Regions from separate parts of the Homo sapiens genome. Here all the other regions are linked to region 3. Evidence: read pairs that join two places in POLR2A ChIA-PET (ENCODE). Cell type or tissue: OCI-LY7. All regions are shown on one strand. Each heading gives the region's core, and the rest is flanking DNA. Links, peaks and the distances in the headings are about the cores only.

Region 1 (5,626 bases), core at 858-4,857, 120 kb after region 3:
CCACAGGCAGAAGTCTTCTCCACTGCAAGGTGATAAAGCAGACAGCCCAGCTGGCCGTCCTCTCCTCACTCGCTGCCATCCTATTTAGTGGCCATCTGGCTTTCATCTCTGTGATTCTCGGACTGTCCCTCCTCGAGGTCCCTCTTAAAGAGGCAGACACACTGGCTTCAGTAAAGGACCTCCACTCCCAAGCCAATGCATCCCCAGCCTTTACCAGGACAAGCCTAACAAAGAAAAGGCCACACAACAGGGGTTTCTGGTAGCAACACAAGTCTATTTCAAACCTCGGATTAGAGTATCCGAAAGAATTACCTGTTCCAAGCAAACACGTTCCCACCCTCTGGCAGAAATGCGGTTGGAGCAGCCTGACGCCACGGCAGACTCCAAATACTCTCCACTGAAGCTTGCTTTATCCTGTTTGAAACTCCTCTGTCTGTCCCCAGAGAGTCTGGAAATACACTCTTTCTAGGAGCTGATGGAAAATTAACCCACATTATGAGAGAGCTAGTTGATGCTGCATTGGGGACAGGAAGGTCCATTTGAAAGGGGGAAAAAACAACAACAAAAAAAAAACATGTTCTTTGTAACCAGGACAAGGCTAACCATGCCTCCTCTCTATTGGTCCAAATCTATGCCAGCCTCCCACTGGCATCTGCGGGTGTGCTGAGAGCAAGCTATGGATTTCTATAGAGATTGTCACCATGGTACTAGGTATCTTATTCTGTTATGTCAAGAGGAAAAATAATCAAAAGGTCAAAGGAAGAAAATCTGCCAGAGGGCTTTTCTGTCTACAAATATTTATTAATGCTTTGGTGTGTTCCCGGCATCACATTAGATGCTAGCAATAGCAAGATAGGCCCAGAGAACTCACCTGTATTGCAAATCCACCGTGCGGCTATAACACAAGCCTAGCCACTGTTTATCCGTGATCCCATTTCTCTCTCATGGCAGCATTGAAAGGGCAACAGCATAATCCCTATTTTCTCAATTGGGGGATAAAATGAAGTGTAAGTGACTGCCCAGGTGCATCTAGAATTTGGGATGAAGGGTGTGGTCTGGACCAGGCCATCTCACTTGGAAATAGACAGTATGTGCGGTGGGGATTTGGAATATAAATGAATGAAAGGTCTAAGATGTGAGACAAGGGAGCCCACAAGGGTGTTGAGCACCTGCACCTAGCCACAGGGAGACTCTCTTGCCTCCCATTGGCTTGAGAGGCAGGAAAGGAAACTGCATTACCAGAGTCAGGTGGGGGCTGCAGTGGAGGAAGGGGCCTGGGCTTGGAGCAGGTGAGGGTTGGGCAGAGAATGGACAGTGGGTGAGATGGGAAATCAGGAGTCGTCGGCACAGATACGCTTCCTGACCAAGCTTGGGTCATGGTCCCCACCCTGGTGTTGAAGGCCTGGGACAGGGGATGCACCCCTGTAGTCATTAATCAGTTATCACTGCACTAATTCTGGGAAACAACTACAAAACTCAGTGGCTTATGCTAACAAGCCTTTCTATTTCTTACTCATGAATCTGAGAAAAAGTTGTGTCCCTGCTGGGAGGGACTGGGCTTGACTCTAGACTAATGTTGGGTTTGGGTCTGTACCGTGTCCCTCTCATCCTGTATAGACCAGGACACATGTTTTTCTCACCGGATAATAGGGGCACAGAAGACCAAATCACACAAACACATTTAGAGCCTCTGCTCAGCTCGCAAACACTCATGTGCCACCGGTTCACAAGAGTCACATGGCCAAGCTCGACTTCAGTCCCTTGGAGAGACAAATTCTCCCCTTCAATGGAGAGATACTGAAAAGTCATGTGATGAAGGGCATGGATGTCTAATTCTCTTAAAGGGGAATGAAGAATCGAAAGCAATATTCCAATCTATTCTATTCCCCAAAGTAAATAAAATGTTAACCCCAAACAAGAAATAAACGTAGGTTGAAAACCACCAATGCCCACCACAATGGTTTTGCGTAATACCCACTCGGACAAGTTGAAGAAGTTTGGTGGCAGGGGGCGGGAGTGAAGATATTTTCACTGGATTCTTTCTTGTCCTTGGGTCAAGACATGAAAAGTGCTGGTCAGTGCGACCATAGAGACTGGGATGGGGCAGGTCTCTGATGGAGACTTCAGGAGTCTGAACACAACACTGTCCCATTTGTGACATTTATGAATGCCATGATGATGAAATTCAGAGAAATGATGAAGTTGGGGATCATACCCCAACTCTGGGTCCTGAAACATTTGGAACTCCAACATATTATGAATGTCACGTCTGAGAAACTGAATCCAAACTCACTATTTTCACAGTGGTTGTTATCGGTCCTGCCCATTGGGCTTCAAAACCTGACCACATGGGCAAAAAGATTGGGAGATTTTGCTTAGTTCTGTGATCCTAATTATAGCCCTTCTCTGAACCTCAGTTGACTCATTTGCAAAATGGGACTAATAAGACCTGCTTCAGAGACATATGGAGACAACTCAAAGCAACACTGTGTGTGAACTAAGCTTGGAACCCATGAGGTGCTCAATGCATGTTGGTGCCTAGGCACCCTCCCCTTTGAAGCACGCCCATAACTGGTGGTTCCAGAGGACTCAAAGATCATGTTTTGTAGGGTGTGCCCAACAGAAAAGCTGATGAAGCAAGCACTCACTATTGGAGATGGGAAGCCTGCTCATTCCCGCACTTTAGCCCTCATTGGAAGTGGCCCATTCGACTTCAGGCATACTGCTTAAAGGGACACTTTGACAAAGGGTAGCAGGTTCAGCAAGAGCCACAGGAGAAAAAAAAAAAGGAACTCAACATCCTTTCTAATAAAAAAAAGTTGGAAGAGCAGAGGAGCATTAGGAAAGACAGAAATATAATGCCAAATATTTGCCAGAGTGACTTCTATTTTGAGAATATAGAACACTATCAGATGCAAATGGCAGGCTGGGGATTTTAGCTCAAAGTAGGGAAGGAATTTGCACCCATAACAGTTGCCTGAGTTTAGAACACACGGCCTTATCATGGGGCTTGGGTCAGACATATCTAGTTCAAATCCTGCCCTAGCTCCTCACTCCTCAGACAGCCTTGGGGCAAACATGTCTACTTCTCTAGGCTTCAGTCCAGACCAGAGTTTTGATCACATTAAAAGCTAAGAAAGGGGCAACAGACGACAAAGATTCTTGGATTTGGCCTTCCAATCATTCCCCCAACCCCCAGAACCAGAGACAAGGCAGAAGCCATAGGAGGGGAAATACTGATCCTCCTGGTGCCAGAGGACACGGAACAATGGGAAGGTCATGGTTTATCGCCTGCACCTTGCAAGATGGCAGGTTCACAAGAGAGAGTGAAGGAGAAGGCAGCATTTGCCTGGTTCACGCCATCTCTCCAGGACCAAGCACAAGACCTGACATAATGGCAGCCCTTGATCAATATTGGAAAGCAAGAAAGAAGGCAGGAGGGAAGGGAAGGGAAGGGAAGGGGAGAGAAGGGGAGGGGATGGGAGGCATTCTATGTGCTAAGCCCTCCACTTTACAGAATCTAACCTTCCCAAGTACCTGGTAAATCAGGAATTATTATCCCTTATTTTCCCAATATGTGGAAATTGGGCTTAGCAATTTACCTTTTGCAATTTATGTGACCTTGCGATTTGCCTTTTGCAATTTATGTAACCTCTCTGTGCCTCAGTTTCCTCATCTGAAAAATAGGAGGGATAATAATAACATATTTTGGCTCATAGACTTGTCATGTGAGTGCCTTGTCTGAGACACGATGAACTCAGATTCAATTAAGTTATTATTATCACATTGCAAAAGGCAGCTTTGGGACTCAAGACCTGGTCTTTCTGATTGAAAGATTCTTTTTACCTTACCATGCACTTCTGCAAACAAACATTTAAAAGAGTCTACACTGTAATCAATGCCCAATATATAAATTAATTTCCATTTAGTTTCCTTCTCCCAAGTTGAGGCCTGAGCACAATTTTGATAAGCTACAGATTTATAAATTACTCAGAGCTGGATTTACTGGGGAAGGGTGGTGAAAATGTGGCACAGGGCAGAGGAGGAGAAGTAATTCCTATAAAGTAGTGTCAAAGCAATAAATGCAGATCGTGGGATTCATGGTGATGACAGCTCATCGGCTTCCATGAATATTTGATCAGGTTGGGTTGCAGGAGTGTGGCCTGGAATTTCCAGGCAGGCTGTGACTTGGGCTTATAAATAGTGAACATGCAGGAATGAAACGGACTCCCAAACCTGAGTATCCCTCCCACCAGAAATTTGTGCTGCGTCAACTGGGGGAAGGTGGTGGGTCAACTAGAGGGACCAAGGGGCGAGGAGGAAGAGGGGAGCTGCTAATCACCCACCATCACCCCACGCCTCTACCCTGCTCCCTCCAGTGCCCCCAAATGACCAGTGGTTCCCCTGGCACTGATCTGAGATGGCGCCATTAACAAGGGCCAGAAGCCATTTAGTCTGCGTTGGAATAGCTGGGATAGTGTGAGCCAATCTCCAAGCCCCAGGCTGTTTTCCAGCCCTCTCAGGAGCAGCTCAGGTTTCTGGCCCAGTGAATGGCGCAAGCTGGGGCCTCTCTAAGCAGATCCGGTTACGCTCCCGCACTGCCTGCCGAAGCCAGGGACACTCCGTTAGAGGAGATCAGACTCTGGCTTGTTGGTGACCCTGAAGTGAGGGCCTATCAGCCCTAACCATCTCCACTGCTGCATCCAGGCTTATGACTGTGACCTGAACCTTTGCTTAAGGGGGAGACCATGGACGCAGGAAAATTTGGTTTTCCAAATTTCCAAATCCTAGATCTGCCACTTTCTAGCTCAGGGACTTCAGCAATCCTTTAGCCTCTCTGAGTTTCAGTTTTCTCATCCTTAGTGTAGGGATAATATAAGTATCCAGCTTGTGCCTTTATCAGGAGATATAAGTGAGATGGGCCATGCAAAAATTATTTTGCTCAGTGCTTAGCTCATACTACGTGCTTCATAAATATTAGCTACTTTTATATTTTGTTATCATTGCTGCTGCTAAGAGTATGTTTCTAGGAAACAGAATTTTGTGCCACATTGGCCAAGGTAATCTTTTTTAGACTCAAATGGAAAAATGAGATCTTGTAGTGTCCAACTATTTCTTAGGGACAGACTGCAGCCCAGATAAGCAACTTCCTCCAGGTCACACAGTTAGCTGGGGGCAAAGCTGAGCCTGAAACCAGGCCATGTGAGCCACATTCTCCTCCTCCTCCTTGTTGTACACTATCCAGTGTACAAAATGTTTTCGCATTTATCTGTCTCCATCATGCCATGCCGCAGCAACACACATGCAGAACAAAGAGAACTGGGCCCGTGCAGCCTTGTCTGCCTCACTCACAGTGCATTCTGGGAAACTCCTCCAAGCCCTGGGAAGCCTTGTCAATTAGCATCCTTCTGGCAGGCTTTTTAACGTCCAAAGGAAATCAGCATAGTCAATCTCTTCAGGATTTTAGTTTGAACTTTAATTTCAGCCCCAAGCCTCAACAATATCTCTGTTCTTTGCTCCCTCCATTTCATTTTTTTTTTTTTAAGACAGGGTCTCAGTCTGTCTCCCAGGCTGGAGTGCAGGGGCGCAATCACAGCTCACTTCAGCCTCTGCCTTCTGGGCTCAA
Region 2 (4,000 bases), core at 1-4,000, 160 kb after region 3:
GTACTCAGTACAGGTTAACATTTATTCATTCACTCGATAACCATTTGCAGCACAGCTACCATATGCCAGGCAGTGTTCTAGGCACTTAGAATACATAGATGAGCAAAACAGGCAAAACCTTTCCCTCAGGGCGTTACCATTTGAGTGCCACCATGCCACGGCTGGTACAGTTGCTATTGAGACAAACAAAATAAGACCCAGTTTTTGCCTTTGGGGAGTAGGTAGTCTAGTGGAGGAGGCACATACACAGAAAATTCCAAAGTACTGTGGAAATCTCAGGGTACTTTGATAGGGATTACCAGAGGAGCTGTGAGAATAAAGGCTGGATATCAGGGAAGGCTTCCTGGAAGAGGTGTTGCCTGAAATGAGCCTGGAAGGATCACTTAGGGACAGAAAAGTCATTCCGTGTAGAATTCATGGTGAGTGACAGAGCCTAAACCCAGTCTCTTTTGCATGCTGAGCACTGAGACCCAGACGCTGGTGCTCAGACCTGATGACTTATTTTCCCAGGTACAGCTTGAGCAAAGACACAGAAGCAGAAGGCAGGTTTTTGGTTCCATGAACTCTACATCTGGCTACATACAAATGGTGAAGAGGAACAGGGAGAAACATGGTTGAAAAGAACAGGCTTGGACTTCAGGAAGCAGTAAAATGAGCGAATGCCATTTATGGTTACAAAGATAACTCAGCTGGGGGCCAAACAGAGACTGAAATGGAGTGGGTGAGGATGGAGGCCGGGAGGAGATGGCTGCAGAGGTCCCAGCAATGACAGTGGTTGTGGGAAGGGGCAACCCCAAGTCTTGTGCTCCCAACTGCAAATCCAGTGCTTTTTCTAAAAAAATATTTAAATAATTTATTTATTTTTGAGATGGAGTCTCGCTCTGTCACCCAGGCTGGAGTGCAGTGACACAATGTCGGCTCGTGCAACCTCTGCCCCCCGGGTTCAAGCGATTCTCCTGCCTCAGCCTCCCAAGTAGCTGGGATTACAGACGCACGCCTCCACGCCTGGCTAATTTTTTATATTTTTGGTAGAGATGGGGTTTCACCATGTTGCCCAGGCTGGTCTCGAACTCCTGACTTCAAGTGATCCACCCACCTCGGCCTCCCAAAGTACTAGGATGACAGGCGTGAGCCACTGTGCCCAGCCTTATTTTTTTTTTTAATTTATATTTTCAGAGGCAAACGATCCTTGCTCATTAAAAAAAGGAAATAGAAATTCAAAACAAAAATGCCTGTATCTGATGGGAAAGATGAGCCCAATGTTCTTTTTTAAAAAACCTTTATTATGAAATATTTCAACTGAACATATGCAGTTTATATTGTTATAAAGCATAACAAGCAATCAAACAGCTGTGAACCCACCACTCCATGTCAGAACTAGAACTTCCCAAAGCAGTCGGAGCTGAGGTGAGATCCACTCTGATGCCCTTCCCCAACTCCACGCCACCCCCCAAGACCTGACCACCTGATTACTCTGGGATTTCATTTTTGTCTCGTTCCCTTGCTTTGCTTTATGTCTTTACCAAATGTGAATGTGTGCCTAAACAATACAGTGCTCGATTTGCTTGTGTTTAAGCTTTATTACAAATATAACTTTGATCCTTCTGCTACTTGCAATTCTAAATTTGATATTACGAGTCTCAGCCTCATCGGCGTTGATGCGTGTGACCGACATTGATTCACTCTCACCAGTACGTGGTGTGTTCCGTTGCATGCATGCACCCCTGCTGGGGTATCCATTCTCCTGTTGGTGGACCTTTGGGTGGTATTAGTTGCTGGTCATCTCCATGGTGCTGTCCTCTTGCAGGTCTCCAGGACACATGTGCATGAGTTCCTCTAGGAAACCACGGTGTACAACTGCTGGGTTGCAGGCCCAGGGTTCTTTCCACTTCTCTATCCTCCCAAGTAGGGTCCAGCTGGCCTTAGTGCTGCCATGCTGAGAGCTCTGGGAGGGGCAACCCAGGGCAGACAGGCCCAGGCCAGCCACCCTGCCCCAGGCATTTCCCAGGACTCATCAGGCACCCAGCGGCCCCTCAGCAGTGAGCAATACCAGAAATCTGCCAGCTGGCTACTAACTGGGTCACAAGAGAGTACTGCTGTCTCACTCAGGGTGCGTTCCATTTCCTTCAGCACTTGCGCCAAGTAAGGCTGTGTTCACAGGCCACAAGACCCAAGGGAGATGGAAATCAGCTCACAGATGCTGAGCTGACTGCACACCAGGCAGTGTGCAAAGCACCTTACACATATAACTCACTTAATCCTCATCCCTGACTGCACGAGGTGGGCACTATTATTAACCCCACTTTACAGATAAGAAACTGAGGCGCAGGAAGTTGAAAATTTTGCCCAGACCAACACGTACAACTTCAAATCCAGACAGCCTGGCCGCTCTGCTCCTACTACTCTGCTACCCCATCTCTCAAGAGGGGAAAAGGACTAGCTCCTTGCCCAATCCTGAGGTTGTCAGCATTCTTTTACTGGCAAGGAAAACAAATGGAACTTCAATGAATATATGTAGAAAGAAAGACTTATTAGCTGACAAAAATCAATAGAGAAAAGACAGGTTAGAAGCAGATCTCAGGGCCCACTGGGTCCAGGGAGGCGAAAGCGCCCCTCCTTCTCCGTCTTCCTCCTCCACGTCTCTCTTTGTGCTGTTTTCATTCTTTCCTATTGCAAAAGGGCCTCCTCCCCTGGGCAGGTAGGTGGCTGCCTGCAACTCTCACCTCACCTTCTCACAGATCTGCCTATTTCTATTTTAAAATACAAACAAACCAAAAGCCAGAGAAGGTTCCTGACAGGCCCAGGAAAGGATGTGATTAGCTTAGTCTGGGCCACCTGCCCATTTTTTATGGACTAAATGTTTGTGTGTCTCCAAATTGGTATGTGGAAGCCCTACCCCCAGTGTGACAGTATTAGGAAGTGGGGCCTCTGAAAGGTCATTAGGTTTCAATGAGGTCATGAGGGTGGGGGGATCCATGATGGAATTAGTGCCGTTATAAGAAAAGGAAGAGACACCAGAGTTTTCTCTCCACCATGTGAGGTTACAGCAAGAAGGCAGCTGTCTGCAAGCCTGAAGAGAGCCCTTACCAGGAGCCAAATCTGCCAGCACCCTGATCTTGGACTTCCAGAACTGTGAGAAATAAATTCCTGTTCCTGAAGCCACTCAGTCCGTGGGATTCTATTAGCAGTCGGGACTGACTTGGACACTGTTCCTGGAGCAACGCTAGTGGCCTGGGGAAGCTGGGCCCTGGGACTGGTGCAGGGAGGGCCACAGTCCCAGCCTATAGCAGCTGAAGCTGCATTTGTCCCCAGGAAGAGGACATCACAGACACAACCCCAGAGGCAGTGGGAGGGGGCATGATTGATTGGGAGCAAGGCAACAGTCTAACAGGGCCCATCTGTGCCCAGGAGTGGGAGAAGCTCCTGGCCATGAAGAGAGCCCTCACCAGAGGCCAAACCTACTAGGACCTTGATCTTGGACTTCCAGCCTCCTCCCTGGAAACACGTGACAGCACATATGGGTGGTCTCCCTTCTTGAGCGAGGCCTGAGTCTTCACCCAGGATCCAACTAGACTGAAAAGAACTGTCTCCCTAACAGCACTCCATCAGCATTCAGAGAAAAGAGATTTCCACCTGGTGTTTTTAACCAACACAACCTCCTTCTACACCCTAACCCATAGAGGGCCCTGGGACCAGTATAAGAAGTGTGGGTGTTAAGCTGGGACTGCTAGAAGGAGCAGCAGCCCCATGGGAGCAGGGCAGGAGGGTCCCCTCTTGACCTGCTGACTGCAAACACTGCAGCCGGAGAGACACTCACTCAGGCCACGGTGGGGAGGCCCAGGGGAGGCACGTGTCCTCATTCTGCTAAGGCGATAGGGCTCGGGCACAGGACAGGCGATTTGACATCAGAAAATCCTGCAGGGGCTGGCCTGGCCTCTAGATGCACGTCCTCCCCTTCAGACCCACCCCACACTCACCCAGCCCTGGGCTCCGGCCACTC
Region 3 (5,294 bases), core at 1,295-5,294:
TCATTCAGTCAGTGGTCCATATTTATCAGTTGACACCCAAATGCTGCACCATTGAAAGCCCAAGACTGTCCATTTTAACGGGGTAGAGATGACTAAATTCCAAATTGCAGTAAGCATGACAAGCCAATAAATAAGGGTGCCATGGGGACACTGAAGAGAGGTTGCTTTACACAGCCTGCACTCTAGGGAGGGCTTCCAAGAAGAGGGGACATGTGAGCTCTATCTGGAAAGATGAGCAGGGTCTTGGCAGGTGCTGAAGGGAACCAGGTGTCAGGTTGGGGCTCTGAAAGGGTGGGGCTGGGTGAAGGGGAAAGTGCCTAACCTGCATTCATTGACTGTGTACTGCAGGTGAGTGGGCCACCCTGGGCCCAGAGCAGATGGAGATGGAGGGAATGAATGAAGACATGAAAAGACCTTTGGGTGACATCCTACATAATAGAACACTTTAGAATTACATCCTTGATAATTAAGCCCAAATCCACAACATTCTAGAATATTCCTAATAAAAGTAATTTAAAATGTCCTCTACAACTTGGATTCTTTTTTTTTTTTTTTTTTTTTTTTGAGATGGAATTTCGCTATGTTGCCCAGGCTGGAGTGCAGTGGCGTGATCTCGGCTCACTGCAATCTCCCCCTCCTGGGTTCAAGCAATCCTCCTGCCTCAGCCTCCTGAGCAGCTGGGATTACAGGCACACACCACCATACCTGGCTAATTTTTGTATTTTTAGAAGAGACGGGGTTTTACCATGTTGGCCAGGCTGGTCTCGAACTCCTGACCTGAAGTGATCTGCCCGCCTCAGCCTCCCAAAGTGCTGGGATTACAAGTGTGAGCCACCATGCCCAGCCTAATTTGGCATCTATTAAAATTAAAAGTGTGCATATCCCATGACCCAGTAATTATACCATTTGATTTCAAGTAGAGAAAAATCTTGTTCAAATCGCTTGTGTAAAAGTGTTTATATTGCATCACTATTTGTAAACATGAAAAAATTGGGAGGATCCAAATATGTAGCCTATATGTAGCCCATGGAAACATATGGAAAGTTAGACAGCATGAGGTAGATTTATATGCACAAAGGAAGAGCTCCAAGACAGACAGCTGAAGGCAATAAACAAGTCACATAATACCTATACATTATGACACCATTTATGTAAAAAATTCACACACAAAAATACTACATTTTCTACGGTTATAGAAGTATGCAAGTTTTTAATACTTTATAGGTAATGCAATTTTATGTAAGAACACAGATAACTAAATAAATGCATTGTTAGAGGACATTTGTTAAGCTGAAAACTGTGGCTACCTCAGGGATTGGAGGGGGTGGTTAAAAGAGACTTAGGCCTTACTTTCTTAAATTTTGTACAAGGAGAGTGTATTCCTGTGAATTACTTGTGCAATTAAAGACTAAATAAGATAGTGAAAATGTTCTAACTTTCAGGATAAATCAATACCACCTATTTGGAAACAAATCAAGCAACATGAAACAAGATACTCTCAGATGTTCCTACCCTGTGGCCCATTAGTTTTCCTTTTAGGACTCCATCCAAAGGAAATAACCCCAGAGAGTTGCAAAGATTTTCACAGAAAGATGTTCAATGCAGTATTATTTATAATGGGGAAAAAATTGGCCATTTGAAATGTTCAATAATGGGTGAAAGCTTAGGTAGTAAGATTACATAGTAGAATGCTGGTTACCCACTAAAAGCTTGCTGTGGAAGAATTTTTATTAACTTGTGAAAAGGTTAACAAAATAGTATTAAGTCAAAATATAAAAATATGAATGCAGTATGATCTCCGATATGATGTAAGTACAAATGCCCATGGGGTTATGGGAAGGGATCCAGGAGAGCCATTTGACCAGGTCTTATGTTCACTAATTGAGACTTTGGACGTGACCTGTAAATGCAGTTATACAATAATCACAGGAATACTCTAAACACTGTCACACACAGTCACAGATACACTGTTGTAAGAGTCACATGATAAATGGCAAGAGTATATCTGTGCACAATATATCAAGAATATACACATTTAAAATACGGCACAATGGTTTTCATTCTGTTTTAGTATTGCTTCACACTCAGAGCTTCACAAATAGAGGAAGCCCAGGTCACTCTCCCTCTTGGAGAAGACCTGTTCTGCCACAGGCACAAGGGGCCAGAAGCAAACACCCCAAATGTCAGTGTGCATGCGGGTAGTCTCATGCTAGTGGGATTATAGATTGAATTTTAATGGATAGTTTTCTGCTTTTTCTAAATCTTCTACAATGAGCATGTGTATTTCTTTCAGAATGTAAAAAGAGCTTCTACAGTGAAAAAAAAAAAAAAAAACAGAAGAGGAAACGTCCTCCTTTAAAACACAAAAGCAGCGCCTGGCTCTAGAATGTGCCACATCAGGATGTGTCTGGGTGGAGACCTCAGCAGGCTGGCACCAGGGCTGGACAGAAAAAATACAGCTGGACCCTACTCCAGCGTGTCACAGAAAGGCCAGTGGCGACGCCTGCCCCACGTTGCCCTTCTAGGTGAGTCCAGAGCAGTGCTGTTGGCCAGAGGGGCAAGATGATTCAGGTTCAAAGCTGGGCCGAATCAGAGGGGCAAGACGAGTAAGGTTCAAAGCTGAGCCGAATCAGAGGGGCAAGAGGATTCAGGTTCAAAGCTGGGCCGAATGTTTGCAGGGGTCTGGGAGACAACCCAGGCTCCTGACAGGCTGCATGAACCTGAGGCCCTGGCTCAGTGGCTCTAAACCAGCGTGTGTGACAGCTCAGAGGCAAGGAGGAACCACACATTTGCAGGGGCAAATGGGATAACCAGTTTAGGCTGGTAAATAAATCCCTTTATCAAGGGACTTCAGAACAGAGGACTTATTTGCATGGTAGACAAGCTGCACATGGATGATGGGCGCAATAGAGTAAGATACAAGAATCACTAGATTATGGTGGAATCTCTTATTAATGGAGTTGGGCCTCTGGGAGCGTGTGTGTGTGTGTGTGTGTGTGTGTGTGTGTGTGTGTGTGTGTGTCTGTGTGTGTGTGTGTGATAACCCCTTCCAACCACCACTCTCCGCCCCTACCCCCATGCTTTTTCTTCCCACTAACAAAGCGGGTGTAACTGGTTCCATCAGCAGAGCAAACACAAGGCCTTTGGTTTTTCTCCTTGTGAGGAAATCACTCCTGCCTCCTCACCGGAGAAGCACAAACGCTGATGGGTCAGAGAGCAAACTGAGTTTCTAGTGCCGAGCAGCTGGGGCCAGGAGCCAGAACCCTCATTAGAGGAAGCTGCTACTATTTCCAGGCTGTGTCTATTCAGTGAAAGCAGGTCATTACAAACACAGCACGTTTTTGCATATTAACCAAATTAAAATAATAATATGTTCTCTCCTTTCATGTGCTATACTGATAAATCCCAATTTATGAATGAAACATGCTGATTAGTTAGTTAAAAAATAATTAGTCCCAGAATGTGCCTCTAAGTTGGAGACTTAATGAATGCACACAAATACGTTCTTCCAAGTTCTCAGCAGATTAGTCTTTTAAAGGAAAATATTCATAAGATGCATTCATGAGAGACAAATGATGAAGTAGCCTGATTTTATTTTTCTTTCTTTCTCCCAGTGTGGGATAATATTTGGATGTTATTTAGGGCCTTGTCAGGCTGAGTCACCTTAGAAAAACGGGTCCAAGTAATGGTCCTCATCCTTGATTAGGTTCTGATGTTCAGATGTCAAAAGAGAGGTCTCAGCTCGGTAGCTCCTTCGTGCCCTGGAGAGAGCTTTCCAGCTCTGTTATGGAGCCTTCATTTCTGGGAGCCAAAAATTAACCACAGAAAGACCAGGGTGGTGGAAAGCCAAGGGATGGCATCCACAACACCAGAGTGTGGTCTTTTTGGTCTTCATCATGTTCCCATAGCTGAGAAAACCACTATTGGCTTTCAGATAATATCTGGTTGCTTTGGCCACTGAAAATCAGAAGATACTTGGCATTCCAAGCACAAAGGGGCACAAAGATGGCTGCCAAGGCAAGGGTCTTTAACCCACAGACCAGCTGGCCATTCCTAACCTGGAGGCTGCCCTGGGCATAATTGCACCTTCCTGGGGCCAGTACATTCCAAAGACAACACGGACTGCATTGATATTGTAAAAATCATCTTCAACAATTTCCTAACTTGTCTATCAATGTGCATGATACAGGAAGAGTGATTGTTTAATGTCCATGGTTGGACCAGATACATCACTGTTTCTTTGATTGAGCCCAAGTAAAGTAGGGGGCTTGCATTTAGGAACTTTGTTGTATGGAAATCATGTGGACACCTAGACATATTGGCCATGAGAGGCCCAAAGGAACTGAGAGGAGTGAAGGCAACCTTTTTAGATTCAGGCTCTGCCCCACGTTTACTCCATGGCATAGATCATGATGAGAAGAATGGCCCATGTTCTTAAAATTTCCTTTCCCACCACCCCCGCAAATGTGTATAGCAAAATTCACGTAAGTTAAATGGCCGTACTCTCCTCTAGGATTTGAGATAAGAGAATGAGATTTGGGGTCAGAAAGGCCTGGCTGTACAAACTGTTACCTTATTTCTCTGAGTTTCAACATGCATATCTGTAACTCTGGGGTAATACTAATACCTGTCTAACACGCTCTCTGTGCCTGGGACTGCTCTAGGTTCCTCACTCATACAATATAGACAATTTAGCTAGCCCTGATGGGAAGGATAGAATAATATAATCTGCGTAAAGTTCTGGCACATCTCAGACTGCAATAAATGGTAGCTATCTTATTGCCTCCCTGCTGCTCTTCAGCCTCACCCTCTATGCCCCCCTACCACACATTTTCCACTTCATTCATTGACTCATTATTCTTTTATTAATTCAACAGATACCTACTGACCACTCTGGGCCTCCGAGGGATCAGCGATGGAGAGGTCCTGATAGTTCCCCTAATGGACTTTCTCTCCTGCCTCTCTGCCTTTACTGTTCCCTTGGCCCGAAACTGCCACATCTCAAATATGCCTGCCTCACAAACATGCCCTTTACACCTCAGCTCAGTCTTCACCTCCTCCATGAAGCTTTCTCTTATTCTACCATGAGCTGATAGTCACCAAATCCCATGTAAAGGCTGGAGTCCATTCCAATGGGTCATGGAATCATTCTATCTGGTCAGTCAGTACCAGTGGTAACATATCGTGAAAATCCCCTCTGATCCCACCTGCCCCCTCCCCACTCTATGTATATTTCCTTTGCTCTATTAGTGTCTTGTCTTGTCTTTTTTTTTTTTTTTTTTTTTTTGAGACAG

What was found. ChIA-PET counts read pairs that join two places held together with the same protein. Peaks named below come from ENCODE experiments on the same cell type or tissue, not always from the same donor. Only the 100,000 strongest peaks of a DNase experiment are listed, where the experiment ranks them.
Region 1: POLR2A ChIA-PET joins it to region 3 with 5 read pairs; 15 of 35 experiments call an interaction of 5 or more read pairs at or near these places.
Region 2: POLR2A ChIA-PET joins it to region 3 with 5 read pairs; 4 of 35 experiments call an interaction of 5 or more read pairs at or near these places.

What each region holds. Positions count from the first base shown.
Region 1 is chr5:173,752,483-173,758,108 of GRCh38, reverse strand. No RefSeq gene overlaps it. Among named protein-coding and RNA genes, the nearest start is that of LINC01484, 9.1 kb to the right of the region's middle. In OCI-LY7, for the core only: no CTCF peak of the experiment used is centred there; no DNase peak of the experiment used is centred there.
Region 2 is chr5:173,705,683-173,709,682 of GRCh38, reverse strand. LINC01942 (long intergenic non-protein coding RNA 1942) reads right to left here. Exons shown (of 3, transcript NR_146727.1): 3 at 3,834-4,000. It overlaps LINC01484 (long intergenic non-protein coding RNA 1484), which reads left to right. Exons shown (of 3, transcript NR_108027.1): 3 at 1,808-2,084. LOC107984118 (a long non-coding RNA gene) reads left to right here. Exons shown (of 2, transcript XR_007059059.1): 2 at 1-1,610. Among named protein-coding and RNA genes, the nearest start is that of LINC01942, 18 kb to the right of the region's middle. RefSeq lists an enhancer at 1,958-2,458. In OCI-LY7, for the core only: no CTCF peak of the experiment used is centred there; a DNase peak (open chromatin) is centred at 2,152; H3K4me3 peaks cover 1,539 bases; H3K27ac peaks cover 2,490 bases.
Region 3 is chr5:173,870,318-173,875,611 of GRCh38, reverse strand. No RefSeq gene overlaps it. Among named protein-coding and RNA genes, the nearest start is that of CPEB4, 15 kb to the left of the region's middle. RefSeq lists a silencer at 538-696. In OCI-LY7, for the core only: no CTCF peak of the experiment used is centred there; a DNase peak (open chromatin) is centred at 3,241; H3K4me3 peaks cover 516 bases; H3K27ac peaks cover 358 bases.